2 separate regions of the Homo sapiens genome follow, and region 1 is linked to region 2. Evidence: chromatin contacts called from ENCODE Hi-C or POLR2A ChIA-PET data. All regions are on one chromosome and are shown on one strand. The core of a region is the stretch at or near the end of the contact, and the rest is flanking DNA. Distances in the headings are between cores, read along the strand shown.

Region 1 (4,125 bases), core at 163-2,662, 410 kb before region 2:
TGTTTCTGAGACAGAGTCTCACTGTGTTTCCCAGGCTGGAGTGCAGTGGCGTGATCTCGGCTCACTGCACTGCAACCTCCGCATCCCGGGTTCAAGCGATTCTCCTGCCTCAGCCGCCCGAATAGCTGGGGATTATAGGCATGTGCCACCACACCTGGATAATTTTTGTATATTTAGTAGAAACAGAGTTTCACCATGTTGGCCAGACTGACCTCAAACTCCTGGCCTCAAGTGATCCACCTGCCTCGGCCTCCCAAAGTGCTGAGATTGCAGATGTGAGCCATCACGTCCAGCAGAATATATGCAATAGAACACAGGTCAGCAAAGTATAACCTTTAGGCCAAGTTTAACCCAATGCTTACTTTTGTAAATAAAGTTTTTATTCTTGTTTTCTGAGAGACAGGGTCTCATTCTGTCACCCAGGCTGGAGTACAGTGGTGTGATCATAGCTCACTGCAGCCTCGACTTCCCAAGCTCAAGCCAGCCTCCCTCCTCATCCTCTGGAGTAGCTGCGACCACAGGCATACAACACCGCGCCTTGCTATTTTATTTTATTTTTGTCCTTTTGAGACAGAGTCTTACCCTATTGCCCAGTCTGGAGTGCAATGGCGCAGTCTTGGCTCATTGCAACCTCCGGCTCCTGGGTTCAAGAGATTCTCCTGCCTCAGCCTCCCAAGTAGCTGGGATTACAGGCATGTACCACAATACGTGGCTAATTTTTTTTTTTTTTTGTATTTTTAGTGGAGATGGGGTTTCACCATGTTGGTCAGGCTGGTTTTGAACTCTTGACCTCAGGTGATCCACCCACCTCGGCTTCCCAAAGTGCTGGGATTACAGGCATGAGTCACCCTGCCCGGCCTTATTTTATTTTTTGTAGAGACAGGGTCTCGCTATATTGCTCAGGCTGATCTCAAACTCCTGGGCTCAAGTGATCCTCCCACCTCGGCCTCCCAAAATGCTGGAATTACAGGCATCAGCCGCCCCTGGAGGGTTTTAAGCAGGGGCCTGTGAACCTATTTTGCTTTCAGCTTTAAAAGATGCCTTGGCCAGGTGCGGTGGCTCATGCCTGTAATCCTAGCACTCTGGGAGGCCGAGGCAGGCGGATCGTGAGGTCAGGAGTTCAAGGCCAGCCTGGCCAATATGGTGAAACCCCGTCTCTATTAAAAATCCAAAAATTAGCCGGGCATGGTAGCACACGCCTGTAGTCTCAGCTACTCGGGAGACTGAGGCAGGAGAATCGCTTGAACCTGGGAGCCAGAGATAGCAGTGAGCCAAGATCGTACCACTGCAATCCAGCCTAGTGACTCCATCTCAAACAACAACAACAAAAAGCCTTTTTCTTCCAGCCTTAGCTGCTATCATGGAGATGGCCACGTGGGGGCAGCACTTCCCCATGGCTTCTCCTCTGGCCAGAAAGACCACAGAAAGCAAAACAGGAAAAAAAACCGACCCTTGTGGAAAGCCGGAAGGCTTACAGGGGCCAGGCAGCAGCCTGAGTTAGTGAGGGCCATGGGGTGTGAGACACGGGTTTGCCCTTCCTTCTACCACGCTTATTTTTTTCTTGGAGTAGTCTCACTGTGTTGGCCAGGCTGGTCTCAAACTCCTGGCCTCAAGTGATCCTTCCTCCTCGGCCTCCCAAAGTGCCGGGATTACAAATGTGAGTCACCACACCTGGCCTTTTCTCCCACTTTTGACAGAGACGTGGCAGAGTGAAATATTCCTGTGCTGCAGAAAACAACATAATTTCAGTTGGGTTAAAGATGAAATGTGAACAATAAACCAATACAGATCATAGAAGGAATTTACAAGGCTATTTTTACAATTGAGGGTTGAAAACATGCTTTTTTTGAAATTGTTGTGTGTGTGTTTTAACTAAGACAGAAAACCCAGAAGCTATGAATGAAACCACAGAAATACTTAATACATAAAAATCTATATAAACGTGGCCGGGTGCAGTGGCTGATGCCTGTAATCCCAGCACTTGGGGAGGCTGAGGCAGGTGGATCACTTGAGGCCAGGAGTTAGAGACCAGCCTGGCCAACATGCAGAAACCTTGTCTCTACTAAAAATACAAAAATTAACTGGGTGTGGTGGTGGGCACCTATAATTGCAGCTACTCGGAAGGCTGAGGCAGGAGAATCACTTGAACCCTGGTGGCAGAGGTTTCAGTGAGCTGAGATCTCACCACCACACTCCAGCCTGGGTGACAGAACAAGACCCTGTCTCAAAAACAAAACAGAACAAAACAAAACGAAACAAACAAAAAACTATATAAACATCTGTTAAAAATCTTATAATAAAAATAAATATAACTAACAGAATAATTTTATAAATTATCAGGGAAGTATATACAAAAGCAATAAAGAAAGATGAATTGGTTGCCTGAGAAGGGTTGGTACCTTTATATGCAAAGAGATTTCACACATTGATAAGAAAAAAACACAACAGAAATAGAAAATTAAGAATTTGGGGCCGGGCTTGGTGGCTCATGCCTGTAATCCCAGCACTTTGGGAGGCTGAGGCAGGTGGATCAGTTGAGGTCAGGAGTTCGAGACCAGACTGGCCAACATGGTGAAAATTAGCTGGGCAGGTGGTGGGCACCTACAGACCCAGCTACTTGGGAGGCTGAGGCAGGAGAATCGCTTGAACCTGGGAGGCAGAGGTTGCGTCAGTGAGCTGAGATCGCGCCATTGCACTCCAGCCTGGGCAACAGAGGGAGACTCTGTCTCAAAAAAAAAAAAAGAAGAAGAAAAAGCAAGAAAAGAAAAAAAGAGAAAGAAAGGGTGTGAACAGGCATGTCTCAGAAAAGCACAGACGGGAGCCAAAGAATGATGAAAATATAGTTCCCAGAAGCCCAGAGAGTGCGAATTTCAGGGAGCTGTTCACTTCATATCTAAGAGTGCGGCAATAGCAACCACCAAAAGGAATGTATCTGATTATCATCTTACTGTAGTTGAAATTATATTGGAAATTAGAACATGTATTTATGAAATTCTACAGTCTTAATTTGTCTACATGATTTCTAATATTTTCTTTTTTCTTTTCTTTTCTTTCTTCTTTTTTTTGGGGGGGTCGGGGGACAGGGTCTCCCTCTGTCACCCAGGCTGGAGTGCAATGGCACAATTTCAGCCCACGGTAACCTCAACCTCTCAGGGGCTTAAGCGATCTTCCCACCTTAGCCTCCTGAGTAGCTGGACAACAGGTGGCCACCTCAAGTGGCATTTCTTTTTCTTTCTTTCTTTTTTATTTTTCTTTGAGAGGGAGTCTCTGTCTCCCAGCAGTGGCACAATCTCGGCTCACTGCAACCTCTGCCTCCCAGATTCAAGCGATTCTCCTGCCTCAGCCTCCCGAGTAGCTGGGACTACAAGTGCGTGCCACCACGCCCAGTTAATTTTTGTATTTTTAAAGACAGGTTTTCACCATGTTGGCCAGGATGGTCTCAATCTCTTGACCTCGTGGTCCTCCCACCTTGGCCTCCCAAAGTGCTGGGATTACAGGCGTGAGCCACTGCACCCGGCCAAATTGTATATTTTCTTGGCAATTATGAATAATATCACTACAAACATTTATGTCAAGACTTCAATGTGAATATGCTTTCATTTATCTTGGTAAAATACATAGGAATAGAATTTCTGGGTGCTATGACAAATGTATATTTAGCGTTGTAAGAAACATTTTAACTGTTTCTTTTGTCTTTTCTTTTTTTGTGATAGAGTCTTCGTCTGTCACCCAGGCTGAAGTGCAATAGCACGATCTCGGCTCACTGCAACCTCTGCCTCCCTGGTTCAAGTGATTCTCCTGCCTCAGCTTCCTGAGTAGCTGGAATTACAGGCGCATGCCACCATGCCCAGCTAATTTTTGTGTTTTTAGTAGAGACGGGGTTTCGCCGTGTTGGCCAGGCTGGTCTCAAACTCCTGACCTCAAGTGATCCTCCAGCCTCGGCCTCTCAAAGTGCTGGGATTACAGGCATGAGCCACTGCACCCAGCTGGACTGTTCTTCTTTATTCTTCTTTTGGTCCTCTTTCAGTTCTCTCCCTCTCTGTCTCTGTCTCTCTCTCTCCGTGTGTGTGTGTGTGTGTGTGTGTGTGTGTGTGTGTGTGTGTGTAGGCAAAAAGCTTAGATTAG
Region 2 (4,217 bases), core at 1,718-4,217:
TGCCTATTAAACCTCTGCTCTTAAACTCACTCCTTGTGTGTGTCTGTGTCCTTGATTTCCTTAGCATGAGGCAACGAACCTCAGGCATTATTACCCCCAGACAATGACACTGCTTCAGAGAGACTCATGGACCTGTGCACAAGACGGATACAATTATGGTCCCTCCCAGGGGTATTTGCCTTTCAGAAGGAAAAACAAAATTCCCAAGTCAAAGAAATTACTCTGTAACTTCGAAATCTCAAGAATGAAGGATTGGAAGGGAGAACTTTTTTTTTTTTTTTTTGAGATGGAGTTTTGCTCTTGTTGCCTAGGCTGGAGTGCAATGGCGCAATCTCGGCTCACCGCAACCTCTGCCTCCCTGGTTCAAGCAATTCTCCTCTCCTGCCTCAGCCTCCTGAGTAGCTGGGATTACAGGCATGTGCCAACACACCCAGCTAATTTTGTATTTTTAGTAGAGATGGGGTTTCTCCATGTTGGTCAGGCTGGTCTTGAACTCCTGACCTCAAGTGATCCTGGGCCTCTCAAAGTGCTGGGATAACAGGCATGAGCCACCGCAACCTGGCCGATAACTTATTTATTTATTTTTTTTTTTTTGAGACGGAGTTTCACTCTGTTGCCCAGGCTGGAGTACAGTGGCATGAATTTGGCTCACTGCAACCTCCATGTCTCCTGGATTCAAGCGATTCTCCTGCCTCAGCCTCCTAAGTAGCTGGGATTACAAGTGCTCGCCACCACACCCAGCTAATTTTTTGTATTTTTAGCAGAGATGGGGTTTCGCCAAGTTGGCCAGACTGTTCTCGAACTCCTGACCTCAGGTGATCCACCCGCCTCAGCCTCCCAAAGTGCTGGGATTACAGGCGTGAGCCACCACGCCCGGCCTGGAAAGGAGAACTTTTGATGGGAATAAGTGACCCTCTCAGCTGCACACGTCCCTGGAAATTCCAGATCTCGCAGGTCTCCTTGCTCCTCCTTCAGAACACACTTCGCCAGGCTGTTGTAGTATTTGCTTACCACTATAACTGTGCAAACTGGCCCCAAGAAACTCCAGATGAACCCTGTCTCTGTATTCAGCCAGCAGCTGTGGAGAGAAATAGGAGGAGTCAGCGCTTGTCTCAGAGTCCTGACCTTACAGTTAACCCTGTCCCAACAAATGCCCTAGTGGAGGAGAACACTGGGAGGTGAGACTCAGATGATGCTCAGGATGGTCCCGGTTGCAGTTCAGTTTCCTTTAGATCACTGCGCTTCCTCTTTTAGACCTTCTTCCTGGGCAAATGTACCTGAAATGTTTACCTAGTGCCCAAGGTTGAGCTCATTTCCCAATTCACAACTTTGTAATCCTGTTTCCCTCTATGCAGAACTCTCCACTGGTACACCTTATCATTCAAATCTCAGCTCAGGCCGGGCGTGGGGTCTCACGCCTGTAATCCCAGCTACTTGGGAGGCTGAGATAGGAGAATCGCTTGAACCCAGGAGGTGGAGGTTGCAGTGAGCTGAGATCACGCCACCGCACTCCAGCCTGGGTGACAAGAGCAAAACTCTGTCTCAAGATAAATAAATAACAAATAAATAAATAAATAAATAAATCTCAGCTCAAATGTCACCTCCTCTGAGAAGCCACTCCTGACTATCCTTAGATAGGGCAACCTGTCTCTGCTCCTGGTATCCATCTAGCAGAGCTCACTGCATTTTTAAAACAGCAGCTATCACTATCGTAAGTTACCTTGTTTAATTGCTTGTGTAACTGCAAACTGTCTTCCACTACTAGACTATGAGTTTCATGAGAATTTGGGCCTTAGGTGTTTGTTCATCTCTGAATACTCAGCACTCAGAGCACAGCCTAGCATAGACAAGATATTTCATAAAATTGTTTATTCGAAGAAAGGAAGGAAAGAAGGAAAGAAGGGAGGGAGGAAGGGAGGAAGAGAGGGAGGGAGGGAAGGGAAGGAAGGCAAGGAAGGAAGGGAGGGAGGGAGGGAGGAAGGAAGGAGGGAGGGAAGAGGGGAGGGAGGAAGAAGGGAGGAGGGAGGGAGGGAGAGTGGGAGGGAGGAAGAAAGGATTGGCTCCTTTTATTATGTCTCTAGTGTACATTAGCTGCTTTTACAACACAACAACCATTCCGTCATGTTCAATAACAGCACCCCAATATTCCCCCCACTTTTTTCTGAGATGAAGTCTCGCTCTTGTCCCCCAGGCTGGAGTGCAATGATGCCATCTCATCTCACTGCAGCCTCCGCCTCCCGGGTTCAGGTGATTCTTCTGCTTCGGCCTCCCGAGTAGCTGGGATTACAGGTGCACACCACCATGCAGAAGTATTCCTTTCCCACTTTCACCCCCACCACCCCCCATGTCATACACGCAAGAAAAGGAAAATAATCAAGTTAGGTAAACCAGATGTTCTCTTCCTGGAACATAAACCTCAAATAGTAGTGATCCTGGATTTGTGCAGTGCACAACCCATGCTGCTGTACATGGTGGTCCTGAAACCAATAGTACATAATAGAAGAGCTCGATAAATGGTAGCCACAACTACTGCTACTGTTGTTACTCTTCTTGTTGCTCATGTCATTATCACCATAAGCCCTGGCAGCAGGGTCTTCAGGAAGAGAGAGGATGTCACTCACCGATTATGCATTCCATAGCCCTGTGGCTGCACACTGGCAGAGATCACCACCACCAGCATCGGCAGCCCATAACCAAAGGCACAGATGTGCAGCATCTTGATGTTGCGAGAGCTGAAGTAATTCACCACCTTCAGGTTTCTGACCATCAAGAACAGTATCACAGCCTCCACCAGCATCCAGAAGAAGCAGGCAAGGAAAAGGTAGTGCAGGAAGCCCGCGATGATGGCGCAGCCCATCTGGAGGGGAGAAGCATGCGCATCAGAATCCTCCACCCCAGAGAGAAATCGAAAGGAAGAAAGGAAGAGAGAGACTCCTCGGCTGGAAATTCCCCAAACCTAGCTCACTCATTCATCTCACAAACATTTATAGAGAGGTGCAGTGGTTCTTGACCACAGGGAGGAGCACTTCTTGGTAAGGAGACCCATGGTCCTGGTTTGTCTGGACCTAAGATTTCCCAAGACGCATGACTTTCAGTTCTAAAACAGGAAGAGTTTTAGGAAAACTGATTGTCGATCACCCTACTTTAGGGAATGGTTGAAAACAGGCGGGTTCAGCAAACTAGACCCCATAGGCTGGCTGCCTGCCTTGTAAATAAAGTTTTACTGGCTGGGTGTGGTGGCTCATGCTTGTAATCCCAGCACTTTGGAAGGCTGAGGCAGGCAGATCGCTCAAGCCCAGGAGTTTGAGACCAGACTGGGCAACATGATGAAACCCCCCTCTCTATACAAAAATACAAAAATTAGCCAGACATGGTGGCACAGGCCTGTGGTCCCAGGTACTTGGGAGGCAAACGTGGGAGGATCGCTTGAGCCTGGTAGGCTATAAGGAGCTGTGATTCGGCCACTGCACTCTAGCCTGGGTGACATAGCAAGACCCTGTCTCAAAAAAACTAAAAAAATTAAAAATTTAAAAAAAGAAAAGAAAAATAAAGGGAAGTAGAGATTCTAAACTGTAGCATTATCGACATCTGTAACATTATTGCAGAGTCATTCTCTGCCGTGGAGGGCTGCCTTGGGCACGACAAGATACTTAGCAGTATCCCTAACCTTTACCCACCAGAGAGCAGTAGCACGCTGCTCCAGTTGTGACAAGGAAAAATGTCCCCAGACATTGCCAAGTCTCCCCTGGGGACAAAAAGCACCCAGGGAGAGAACCTCTGGTTTAGAAAGTAACAGGAGGGGCCGTGCGTGATGGCTGAAGCCTATAATCCCAGCACTTTGGGAGACCAAGGCGGGTGGATCACCTGAGGTCAGGAGTTCAGGACTAGCCTGGCCAAAATGGTGAAACCCCGTCTCTACTAAAAATACAAAAAAATTAGCCGGGCATAGTGTCTCATGCCTGTATTCCCAGCTTCTCAGGAGGCTGAGGCAGGAGAATTGCTTGAACCAAGAGGCAGGGGTTGCAGTGAGCCAAGATCGTGCCATTGCACTCCAGCCTGGGCAACAAGAGCGAAACTCAGTATCAAAAACAAACAAACAAACAAACAAAAACAAGTAATAGGAGGAACCACTATAATTCATAACACGATCAGGGACATAAGTTTAAACTGAGAGCTGTCACAAGGAGTCAAGCAGGTAAGAAGCTGGGAAGTGAGTG

Evidence for each region. Hi-C counts contacts between places; a loop is a spot of excess contacts on that map. ChIA-PET counts read pairs that join two places held with the same protein, here RNA polymerase II (POLR2A). Pooled maps may share reads with other maps.
Region 1: a loop to region 2 is called in a pooled map, with 4 times the contacts of the local background. The contact joins two enhancer-like sites. A Hi-C loop is called at or near these places in 1 of 168 maps with a recorded cell type or tissue (breast epithelium) and 2 of 50 pooled maps. POLR2A ChIA-PET finds 5 or more read pairs at or near these places in 3 of 52 experiments (CD8-positive, alpha-beta memory T cell, GM12878 and naive thymus-derived CD4-positive, alpha-beta T cell).

Annotation. Positions count from the first base shown.
Region 1 is chr19:7,338,523-7,342,647 of GRCh38, reverse strand. No RefSeq gene overlaps it. Among named protein-coding and RNA genes, the nearest start is that of ARHGEF18, 8.4 kb to the left of the region's middle. RefSeq lists enhancers at 1,237-1,306, 1,367-1,476. Within about 2 kb of position 1,412, at least 9 of the 41 ENCODE cell types and tissues checked have a DNase peak (open chromatin) inside an H3K27ac peak, as active enhancers do.
Region 2 is chr19:6,925,006-6,929,222 of GRCh38, reverse strand. ADGRE1 (adhesion G protein-coupled receptor E1) reads right to left here. Exons shown (of 21, transcript NM_001974.5): 16 at 2,622-2,857; 17 at 1,012-1,078. All of the region lies in intron 1 of LOC105372256 (a long non-coding RNA gene), which reads left to right. Among named protein-coding and RNA genes, the nearest start is that of ADGRE1, 40 kb to the right of the region's middle. RefSeq lists an enhancer at 2,699-2,938. Within about 2 kb of position 2,967, at least 2 of the 41 ENCODE cell types and tissues checked have a DNase peak (open chromatin) inside an H3K27ac peak, as active enhancers do.